Linked DNA regions of Mus musculus: region 2 is linked to region 1. Evidence: chromatin contacts called from ENCODE Hi-C or POLR2A ChIA-PET data. All regions are on one chromosome and are shown on one strand. Each heading gives the region's core, a stretch centred on a gene start or an enhancer-like site at or near the end of the contact. The rest is flanking DNA. Distances are from core to core; before and after follow the strand shown. Region 1 holds the start of Zbtb21 (zinc finger and BTB domain containing 21). Region 2 holds the start of B230307C23Rik (RIKEN cDNA B230307C23 gene).

Region 1 (5,551 bases), core at 1,573-4,072:
TACCATGAATTATAGATGGGAAATGTTTAGTTAGGTATGAGATTCAAAAGAAGAATACACAATCAATAATTCTGTTGTAATTTCCTTTGCGTGATGATTTTAATCTGTTCTTGAAGAGTATGTCCTTGTGGTGACTGGTTTTGGAGAATACATAACTTGTGGCTATGAGGTAATTGTTTTCTTACACAGATAACTTTGTCTTAGATGGTATAAAAAGGCTAAAAGAAAAAATAAAGTTGTTGGAGCCTGCTTGTTAAAGCTTTGCTCCATCTACCAAATGTGCGTGAATGTGTATGAATGTAGGAATATATGTTTGGTATGTATGTATGTATGTTGTGTGTATGTATGTATATGTGTGACATTGTTAGAGTTTGCTCATTGAAGCTTGCTTCATCCACCAAGTAGGTGTGAGTGTGCGCCTGCTTTACATTATCACCAACCCCACATCCCCTCCTTAGATCGATGACCACACTGTCAGAGTTGGTCTTCCACACACAGCCAGGCATGAAGCCTATGGGGGACAAATTCAAAGGCACATACAGGTGGCAATAGACAAACCCCACAAAAGGCACTAATGAGCACAGAGGTGTAGCATCAACCCTAGAATAAAGTTGAAGTGACAGGAAGAGCATAGAAGCAACAGAATCCCAGAGCAATTACAGATGACAGGACAAGGTAGAAGATACAGGGTAGCTCCAGTGAGGAATCAACATACCTGAAGCCCAGAGGTGAGTTGAGAAGGGTAACAAGCAAGGTTTGCTTTCACAGATGGGGGTCAAGCTATTAAGTCATCACAGGATGAAGTTCAATTCTCCCCTAAAAACAATGGAGAACCTAGTGTTCACACTGGAGTAAGGTAGCATTTTAAGACTTATCTTAAAATAAGATAAGTCTCCACCCTGGTTGCAAAGCCAGGGTGGAGTAAAACCTGGAGGCTGGAAGAGCAGTTAGAAAGTTTTGTGTGTGCACATGGGTGTGGGCACACACACTTAAAGTGACTGTACTGCCAGAGTATCTTCCCTGGCATAGATGAGGTAGCACAGAGTAACAGGACCAGCAAGACCACAGACCTCAGAAACGCAAAGTAAGACCACAGACCTCAGAAATGAAAAGTGTGTGGATGGGCAGGTAGCAAAGGAAATAATACAGGAAGCCACGAAGGTGCAAACCAGGGGCAGGAAGTCCAGGGCAAAGTGGCACAGCACTGTCACTGAGTTAGAAGAAGGAACCAATAATATATCATAAGCCAGAGGTGTATGAAAGATCCAAAGGTTTCTGTTGTATTTGGCAGTTAGGTCAGATTCAGAGAACTGGCAACCTTGTTTGAACATGGAGACACCAGAGTACAGGCAGCATGCACTGCAGATACAGCAACTGAGCTGGCAAACAGTTGGAGGGAGGTTGCTTTGCACTCCATGTGGTTAAACAAAACAAAACAAAACAAAACAAAACAAAACAAAACAAACGAATCTGGCTTCTCTCTGGGCCATAGGCTCTGCAGCTCCATACTGATTTTCTGCATGTAAAAAAGAGGCCCAATGGTGTGTGGTCCTCTCAAATCCCTCTTTACAAGACCACTTCTTGCTTAACTGCCATACAGTTCAAATACAAATACATTAAAAACAAACAAACAAATAAACAAACCAAAAAAAAAAAAAACCCTTGAATGATTGCAGAAGAGAACTTTCAGTGTGAAATTCTAAAGGGCATAGTCTTGAAATGAAAAAAAAAACTAAATACTCAGAGTTATTCATTTGGAGTCTGTCCCCCCCCCCAATGGATCTACCTATTGCAAGATTCCTTTCTCCACATATCCCTCACACACTTCATAATGCTGTTTCACCTTGATTCACGTAGTTAAAACCCACCTTCAGAAGCATACTTGAAAACCACACACTTCTTGAAACATAGAACACCTAATTTAAGATCTAGGCTTTTGTTTTGTTTTTGTTTTTGTTTTTGGAGACAGGGTTTCTCTGTAGTCCTGGAACTCACTCTGTAGACCAGGCTGGCCCTCGAACTCAGAAATCTGCCTGACTCTTCCTCCCAAGTGCTGGGATTAAAGGCGTGCGCCACCATTGCCCGGCGGATCTAGGCATTTTTAAAGTCTGTTACAGAAATTTCACTTGTTGAGACTGTCTGCTGCTATGTTCCAGGCTCTAGAAAACTTCCGTGGCCTAGAGACCCTTTCTTCACAGCTGGAATTTGTAGTTTGGCATTTGTTACCCAGCTGCCTGGTTTTGGCGTACAGTCATCTGACAAATGGCATTGTAATTTTCATGCAAAGAGGCTAAAAGAGAACTGGTGTTGCAGGGAAAAAGGTTAATCGTTCTTTGTCTTTTGTTTTGAAATGAGCCAGGGCCTCACTCTGTAGTTCAGAATAGTTAACGGGAAATCTGCCTCAGTGTCCTGGATGATGGGATTCCTTGCATGCACCACCCTTCCCAGCTTCAACACCATTTTAAAAGGGTAAGGTTTGGATATGTGTTTGAAAAAGCCACAGAGCGAATAAGGGGAACCTGGGAACCCAACTTGTTCACTGCCGCTTTCTCCAGGAGGAAGAAATGGAGATGAGCTATTTTCCCGATAGCTCCACATTCCGCATTCAGGGGCTTTCCGCGACCACATGCGTACCCTGGGGGCGTCCCTACGCTCTGCTGCTCGTGCCCGCGCCTCACCGGAGAGGCACCAACGCGCCGGACCCAACGCGGCCGCGCTCCCGCAGGCCCGCCCTCGGCCCGCCCCCAGCCGCCCGGCACCCAATCCCAGCGCCACGCACGTGACGAGCGCTGCTTGCGATGACCTCATCCCTGGTGTGGGATGACGTCAAATTCAAGATGGATGGAATCACAGCGGCAGTGGAGGCTGCGGGTTGCGCGAGCCGAGTGTGAGCGGAAAGGGGCTTGGCGCCTGCCCCAGGGCTGAAGAGCGGTGAGTAACCGTCACGCTCCGCGCCCTAGGAGGACGTCGGGCCCGGTCGGGGACTACGGCCTCTCCGCAAAACGCGGCCTTTCCTGACGTAACTCTGAGGTGATTTCTCTTCTTTTTTTCCTCCACCAGTGGGTTGCGGGCGTCGGGCCCTTTTACGCGTGCGCGGGGCCGCGGTCCTCACCGAGCATGCCCAGACTCCCACGTAGTCGAGCGTGTCCAAGCACTGCGCATGCTCTCTGCCCGCATTTGGCCTCGCCCTCGCTCCTACGCATGCTCAGCCTCCAGGCCGCTGAGCTGCTCACCCTGGCCCGGGCGGCCTGAGTAGCCGCGGTGTGCGTCTGGGGTGCTGGCCACAGCATAGCCGTTGAGACGCCGCTGCGGGTTAGGGCGCGCTCTCTGGGGCGGGCGGGCGGCGCGCGCTCGCGCGGGGCTGGGAAACTGGCGGGCGGTGGCGGCGGCGGCGGCACCCACACCTGCAGCGGCTGGAACGTGACAGCCTGGCAGCCAGCACCTCTGGGGCCACCTCGTTTGCCCATGCACACCCTATCGGACCCCTCACCCCCACCCTCGGGCCCAAGGCTTTTCTTAGGAGAAAGACCCTCTTTCGGGGACATAGCACGGAAGACCTCCCTGCAGCTCACATCTTGGCCGGGGTCTCCCCCATCTCCCTGGCTTGGTTATTTGGAGCACCTTTGAGTGCTTCCTCTGCAGAGACTGCACCTTGTAATCAAAGAACCATGCACATATGTGCCCCCGAGGCTCTGGGTTCTGGAGAACCGCACACTACAGAACGTGTACAGAGAGCCTTAAACAGGTACTCCCTAAGGTTGCCCGACACAGGGGTGGTGTTGGGGGACACTGAGCCGCCCTTTGAAGCTTGGCATTTTTTTGTGTGTTGCATGAACTCCAATCGCTTCTACATCTTTGGACATCTATCTGTGTTACAGCATAGTCTGGTGATTGTTCATCAGCATGACCCTGAGTCATAAGTTCCTGGGTTTGTTTCATGGTCCTCCCACCTTGTTTCAGAGGCTGAAAGTAGGTTAATCCATGTTAGTGTTTCCACTGAAAACCTTCCTCCACTTCTAGTGATTAATCATTACCCTTAACCTTACCCCTAAATATTGACGTTAAAGTAGAAATTTGGCTTACGTAAAAATGACTCTTTAATTCAGCCGATGCACTTAACAGCATAGTGTTTTCATTTAGTATTTATTGAAAGTATAGGGAGTGTCATTCTTAGGAAATAGAAATTGTTAATAGAAACTCTCCCTTGAGGAACTGACAGTATTGTGTGGTGGAGAATATTAGATATGACAACAGCAACAAAAGAAGTAGCGTAGAGGTCTCTAGACAAGGAGATAACTGAGAAGCCATTTTAGTTGTCCCAGTACTAGAGCTTAAAGGGCTGGATTTACAAGTATCAGAGATTGGCCAAAGGGCAAAGGAAAGAATAATTTTCTGCCAGAGGAGATATGGCTGGCATCATCCAACCTAAGAAGGTGATGATTGAAGACAAACAGGTGTGAAAGTGTGGATCACAGGTGCCATGTAGGACAAGTGACTTCACTGAGATGGATCTCTTTAGAAGGAAGGGGGTGGGGCCTGAAGAAGTCTGAGCAGAGATACAGATGGAGTCAGTCCAATTGTTAATATAGTCACAAAAGCTCAGGAAAGGCTGAGAAAACGCCCCCATGCTGGGTTCTACAGACTCTGGAGAGATAAAGATCAACAAGTCCAATCCCCAAGTCTAGTGAGCTTTCTTTATGTGGTAGATACCTGCTAAGTCCTATGCTAGGAATTCACAACTGAAAACAAGGGCTTTTTGGGAGAGCATGTGGGGTGTTGTGAGGGAGCCACATATAAACCTGATGCATTGAGATCACCACGGGGTCATTGCAGAGCGGTGAAGTGTTGCTGTTGGCAAGTTACAAAAGCTTTATAGTTCCCTCTGAATCCTTCTGTACAAAGTGGCCAAGTAAAGGAGAGATAAAAGACACGTTAGGGTTTCAGAAACTGGAAGTGCAGATTTGTGGGTTAGATGGTAAGGAGTGCCACTGTCTTAGTTTGGATTTTATTGCTGTAAAGAAATACCATGACCAAGGCAACTTTTATAAAGGAAAACATTTAATTGGGGCTGTTTTTTTGTTTCAGAGGTTTAGTCTATTATAATCATGGTGGGAAGCATGGAAGCATTCAGGCATACATGGTAATGAAGGAGGAGCTGAGAATTCTACATCTTAATCTGAAGTCAGCAGAAGGGTACTGTGTCCACACTGGGCATCGCTAGAGCATAGGAGACCTCACTGCATCCACAGTGACACACTCCAAGGAGGCCACACCTATTCTAACAAGGCCATATCTCCTAATAATATAACTCCCTATGAGTTCACTCATGTGAATCTATTGGGGCCAGGCCTATTCAAACTACCACAGCCATCCAGGTTTGGTACAGAGGTGAGTTGATATCAGTCAGAGAAGTCTTGTATGCTAGTCTGTAGTTTGGGTTTTTCTAGAGAAATAATTTAGGGGAAAAACCCCTGTAGTCTAAAACAGGTCAGTAAAGTGGCCAGCTTTATTTAGAGTAAGCAGTCAAAAAGCTTCATTTCTACTCCTTAAT
Region 2 (5,551 bases), core at 1,645-4,144, 35 kb before region 1:
GTACCAAAAGAAAGACAGTCTGGTTCACAGTCCATCACAGGCCAATCAGACTGGACTGGGATTGCTTGGCCAACCCCTTTACCCTGGTGGCTGCCACAATCACAATGGCATGGCTTGGGGTCTCCCTCACAGCTCTCTGATGAACTGCATCTGAGGAGAACATGGAACGGAACGAACCTGTAAGCTACCTCCCACTGCTGCTCCTCCTGATTGCTAGGCTGCCCAGAGAACAGAAGAGGCTCTCCTACTGGAGGATTAGAGATTAAATCACTCAGACAGCACAGGTCTTCCCAGCTCTGCCCTTCCATCCACCCTATGAGCAGACAGAGCCCTAGTATGGTAAATTTGAATTTTATTGGAATCTTCTACTCTCCCAGATGTGGATAACCCTTGGTACTGCTTCTAGGAATAAGGCAAACATTTGACACTGGGCTAGGACAAGGAAGTAAGTTTAATAATAATAATAATACAGCTGAGCAATGTGTTCCTACATCTTGTCATAAGTTGATCATCTTGATAAGACCCTGAATACAGTGAGCAAGGGAACTTCCTTTACACCTTTTTTCTTCCTGGATGACGATATTTATGCTTTAAAACTGACGCTATTCTTCTATGTGCCCAGGCAGTCAAGGCGGGTCAGGGTCTGTTGGCAGATTTCCCAGCCTAATGAGACATGGAACTATAAGAGGAGGTACTCCTGAGGTTCAAGGGAGGTACCTTTGGATAAGAACAGATATTCTGTGTATATTTCAGGAAATTGTTTCTGTTAGCTTGTAGCTTTGCATTCTACAGTACTGTGTGGGTATAAAAAGACTATGAAAAATAAACTCAAGGCTCTCGCTGCTGCTGCTGCAGTATTAACCAGCAGTCCTCCCAAATCTAACTATTGGCTTTGCATCTTCTTTCTGCCTTTCCTATCTTTAATCCTTGCTCCCTGCATCAGAGACTGACTCATGCTGGGGGTGGGGAGGTGAGGGGCCAGTACAAAAAAAGAAACTAGATTCAAGGATCTCTTTCTCCTCCATCCTTGTTTCTGTCCTATCTGGTGTTAGGGGGTGAAAGAGGAGGGGGTTGGAGTTGGGGGGGGGGAGGGGATTAAGTGTGTGTTAAAAGAAGAAACCATAAAGTAGTAAAGACCAGCTACACTGGTTAATACTAAAGAGGAGCCAGACGAGGATGGATTTTGCATTCCACATATGCTGCCACCCTTAAGTCTCTTTTAGATTCAGGTTCCAGGTTAAGTTCTGAACAATTTAAATATAGACTGGAGACTGCAAGTCTAGCCACTTAGACAGATGGGAAATTTACACAGCAAATATAACCCCGGGATCATTTCTTAAGTACACCAGTGCCCTAACACAGCAGGTTAGTGAGAGTGTCCTGAGTGGAAGGCTCCAGATGATGAAAAACACTGGAAAAGGAAAAGGTAGAAAGTAAAAAAGCTGGGGTGGGGAGGACTTACACAAGCTATGGCTCATGCTAAGTAAGCTTCTAAAGAATACCATCTTGTACACGATTGACATGAGGGAAAGGAAGGAGATGGGAGACATCTATGAAGTCAGGAGAAAGATGAAGAAACTATGAAGTCAGCAGAAGCATCATACAATGGGACACACTCAGGAGAAGTCTAATCAAATAGTTGCTGCACAAGGGGAAACTCAGTGTATCTGAAAAAATTTCTGACCAAGTCTCTCATGGCCTTGGGACTGATAACCACAACCCCGTACGGTGGGAAGAGTTGTGCTCTCAGAATCTGAAGCAACCCCTCCCAAAGGCCCTGGCCCCAGACTATTACCAGCTCTCCCAAGCATATTCCAGGTCTTAGAGAAGAAGCTCTGTTTTATCTCTATACCCAGAGCCTCAGGGAAAGCTCCCAAGGCCTAGGCCCCAAGCTGTGACTGGCTCTGCCAAGCATGTTCCTGGGTTTCATGAGGAGCTATGTCATTCTCCATATATGGAAACCTCAGGGAAAGTGTAACTTAGCACTCAATACAACAGTGTTTTGTTTTGTTTTCTTTTTTACCTTCTCACATGGTTGTCACTAGGCATCATCTCACCCATGTGGCAGAACTATGCTTTTCTCAAGAAGAAAACTGAACCTTTATGCCACACCAGGCCTTACTGTAGATTGTGATCCTGTAAGGCCCCATAGACCAGCCTGTTAGAGGCCTGCTCTTTGATATGAAGATGAACCTAGTGGATGGTAGTAAATCAAGTTTGTTTCCTTTGTTATGGTTTGGTGCCCAATTTCTGGACAATCCGGGTGAATTAACTTGTGTATCCTAGCAACCTAATCTCTAACAGCCCTAGTTAGCACATTACCTATCTGTGGGATGTTTTACATGCAGTCCACCCTCAGATAAATTCTACTTGGAGTGCCTTACTATCTCCTAAGCTTTAGTAAATCCTTTAGATCATTAATCCTGCACTTTTACATCACAGCTTGATATTGGATTGCTACCCAGCACATGAGATGTCTTTTACAACCTCCACAAAATTAACTCCAATGGATTGTCCACCTTAATGGCAAATGGTAAGAACAGAACTTGCAGAAACTAGTACTCTCTGAGTTTGGGATCATGCCAAAGATCTTTCTACACACAGGCCAAATGCTCTGCACAGATGCAGCCCCCACAGTGAAGTTATTCAGAGGCTACAGCTGGGTCCCCCAAGTGGCTAGGACCTCACACGTGGCCGCCGATTCCCATTCAGTCCTGTGAAAGCCCCACCACACCAGCTCGCGCTGCTGAGACCCCTGCTTCTCCCCATTGTTGGCAGTGACCCTGTGCTTACCATGTCGCAACTTCGGAGCTTGCCTGTGCACAATCCACAGCATCCAACCGCAGGAAACGGAGCACGGCACACAGAACCATTCAAGCACTCAACCAGGAAGCGAAACCGACACCACCGCACCCGGAAAACCCGCCTTCTCTTCTGACACGCAGGTCTGCCTGGAGGCTCTGATTGGCCAGTAAGTCTTGAGTGAGTCGAGCACCTCCCTTAGAGTTAGAGTGTGCTGAAGCCACACAGTGTAGAAGTTCTCAGACCAAGCTTCAAATCCAGGGACGACCTTTTCCAGATCTACAGGGATTTTCATTTCTGTAATACTTGTGCCGGTCCTCCAATAGCCTACCCTTCTGTCTCCCCGCACAGCCCCAGGGAGGAACCACCACTGCACCTATCACTGCTCAGCCGCTTGCTCCTCCCCTATGTGAACAGTTGACCCCGTGCTCAGCAAGTCCTTGACTTTTCAGCCTGAGCTTTCCTCACTCAGTAGACTGTTTGCCTTCCTCCTGGAATCAAGGTAGTTAGCTTGCATAGCTCAACTTGCAGTGGAGTTATCAATCTGTCCTACAAGCGGAAGGGTGCCCAGGATATTAACGATTAAAAAGAGATTTGGGGAAACAATAGTTTTGTTGCGGTTGGGATTCAGACCCGGGACCAGCTTCTGATCTGCATATATTTAACACACCAAAGCTGGCTGGGTGGAGCCATCCAGCAGCCGCGGGAGAACTGAGTTTACCTGAAAGGGGTGCTGGAAATGAAAAGATGGGGGTGGGGGGTACGCGAGAGAAGAATGAAGTCAAGACAAAGATTCTGATCAAGACTCAAAGTTTAATAATAGGCTTTACGTTTATAAAGGGAAAAACCACAAAACCCATCCCCTTCTTTAGCTGGAATATGTTGTAGAACAAGGTCAGCACAGGCAGCCAAAACAGCTAAGTTCCCATGGGAACCTGCAACTGCAGCCAAGACACATGTCTCTATCCAGCTTGATAAGGCCTGTCAAGATGAATGTTCAAGGTCTGCTTAGCCTGCTCAAGGCTGGGAAGGTTACAGCTGAACCTCCAGGTTCTCCCAGCTCTCCTCAGTCTCCACCTGTTACATAGCAAAGTTGGCAGACCCCACCTTGTACCCTGAGCTTTCCTGTCTCCAGAAGATCTTCCTATATAATCCTGACAGTTTGTACTCTTTGTCTCTCTGTTTCATTCTCTCTCTCTCTCTCTCTCTCTCTCTCTCTCTCTGCCTCCTCCTTCCTCCTTCTCCTGCCCTTCCCCCTCCTCCCTCCACTTCCCTCTCCATCTCCCTCCCCCCTGCATGCCTTGCTAGCTCCTTCTCCCCACCTCTGCTCCTTATACTCCCATCCCATAACTTCTCTGACCTCCTTGGGACTAGTGAACTCTCTGGTTCCTTGGGATCACTGAATCCACTAGAGAGCTACCCCCAAATAAACCCCCAAATACTCTAATTTCACTTGGGTTGAGTCCTTCATGCTGGGCTTAGGTAAACTGCAGCTACTTTTCAGCTGGTAAGTATGTGAACCCTGGAAGGCAAACAGGAACCAGATAACAAACCCAGTGGAGCACTATGGTTAGCCAACACATCTTCCTCACTGGGAAGCTAAACATTCATACACAGAGGCTTCTGCAAGGCCTCCCCACCCCAGCTTTTGTAACTTTCTGCCTTCTACTTTTCATGTCTTTTTCATCCTCTGGGACTTTGTACTTAGGAACCTGTCACTGATGTTGTTTCAGGACACTGGTGTACTTAAGAAGTAATTCTGGGACTATATTTGCTGTGTGTCTGTCTAATTGGTTAGACATGCAGTCTCCAGTCCATATTTAAATTGTTCAAAAATTAACCTGGGACCTGAACCTAAAAGGGGCTTAAGGGTGACAGCATAGGTGGAAATTAAAATCTATTCCCAGCTGGATCTTCTTTGAGCATTAGCCAGAGCTAAATACATGCTGCCATTAAAGAGATTTCTCTCAATTAATCTTTTGTGTGTGCAGTGATAAAATCTTATATAGTTATAGACTCCCTTCTGTATGAGTTCTTTTAGGACTTCAAAGACTACTGAGATATGCAAAGGCTTTAACAGATTGATTACACACTAAAGGTTTTACTCTTGTATGAAGATCCCAGGAAGCACAAAACTTTACCACACTGTCTGTGCTTATGGAGTTTCTCTGCAGTTTGACTTTTTCTCATGATTTGTAAGACTACTGCTACATGCAAAGGCTTTACCACATTGTTTACATTTATATATTGTCTCTCAGGTATGTATTATTTTCTGTATTTGTAGATAACTGTGCTGTGAAAAGTGCTGGAGTCCATCTCTGGTGGGGTTCTGGAACCTGAAGACAGATGTGTGGTCTCCGCAAAAGTGAGGACTCTGACTACCTGTTAGACCTTTCAACCAAGTGGCACTGAATAGCTCGAGTCATCTTTCTTTAAACAATCTTTCTTTAAACAATCACAAGCCTGCTCCCAGGAGCAGTGATATCATTGGTTATTCTACTTAATGAAATCATAACATCAGCATTATAAAAGCCCCATCACTGTAAAAGCCCCCAATAGTTTTCCTTCCTCCTTCCCATCTCCTGCTATCGATTGAGGAATGTAAGCTCCAGGGATGTGGCAGACAGCATCTGGTGTGCTCCAACTCAGAGAAGCCTTCGTGCAGCAAAAAAGATGTTACAGATATTTCCCTTAGCAAACAAGGATCAGAAACTCTATACACAATGCAGGATTTTCACATGCCTCTTTC

The links. A loop is a pair of places that touch in the nucleus more often than their neighbours do. ChIA-PET counts read pairs that join two places held with the same protein, here RNA polymerase II (POLR2A).
Region 2: a map of heart shows a loop between it and region 1 (6-fold over the local background). The contact joins the promoter of B230307C23Rik here to the promoter of Zbtb21 in region 1. A Hi-C loop is called at or near these places in 16 of 37 maps with a recorded cell type or tissue (T-helper 1 cell, T-helper 17 cell, T-helper 2 cell and 6 more). POLR2A ChIA-PET finds 5 or more read pairs at or near these places in 4 of 5 experiments (Patski and embryonic stem cell).

The regions. Positions count from the first base shown.
Region 1 is chr16:97,959,893-97,965,443 of GRCm38, reverse strand. Zbtb21 (zinc finger and BTB domain containing 21) reads left to right here and starts at 2,822. Exons shown (of 3, transcript NM_175428.4): 1 at 2,822-3,030.
Region 2 is chr16:97,994,679-98,000,229 of GRCm38, reverse strand. B230307C23Rik (RIKEN cDNA B230307C23 gene) reads right to left here and starts at 2,894. Exons shown (of 4, transcript NM_001362093.2): 1 at 2,794-2,894. The coding sequence starts at 2,796. It overlaps C030010L15Rik (a long non-coding RNA gene), which reads left to right. Exons shown (of 5, transcript XR_001781957.2): 3 at 2,443-2,533; 4 at 2,779-3,304; 5 at 5,087-5,551.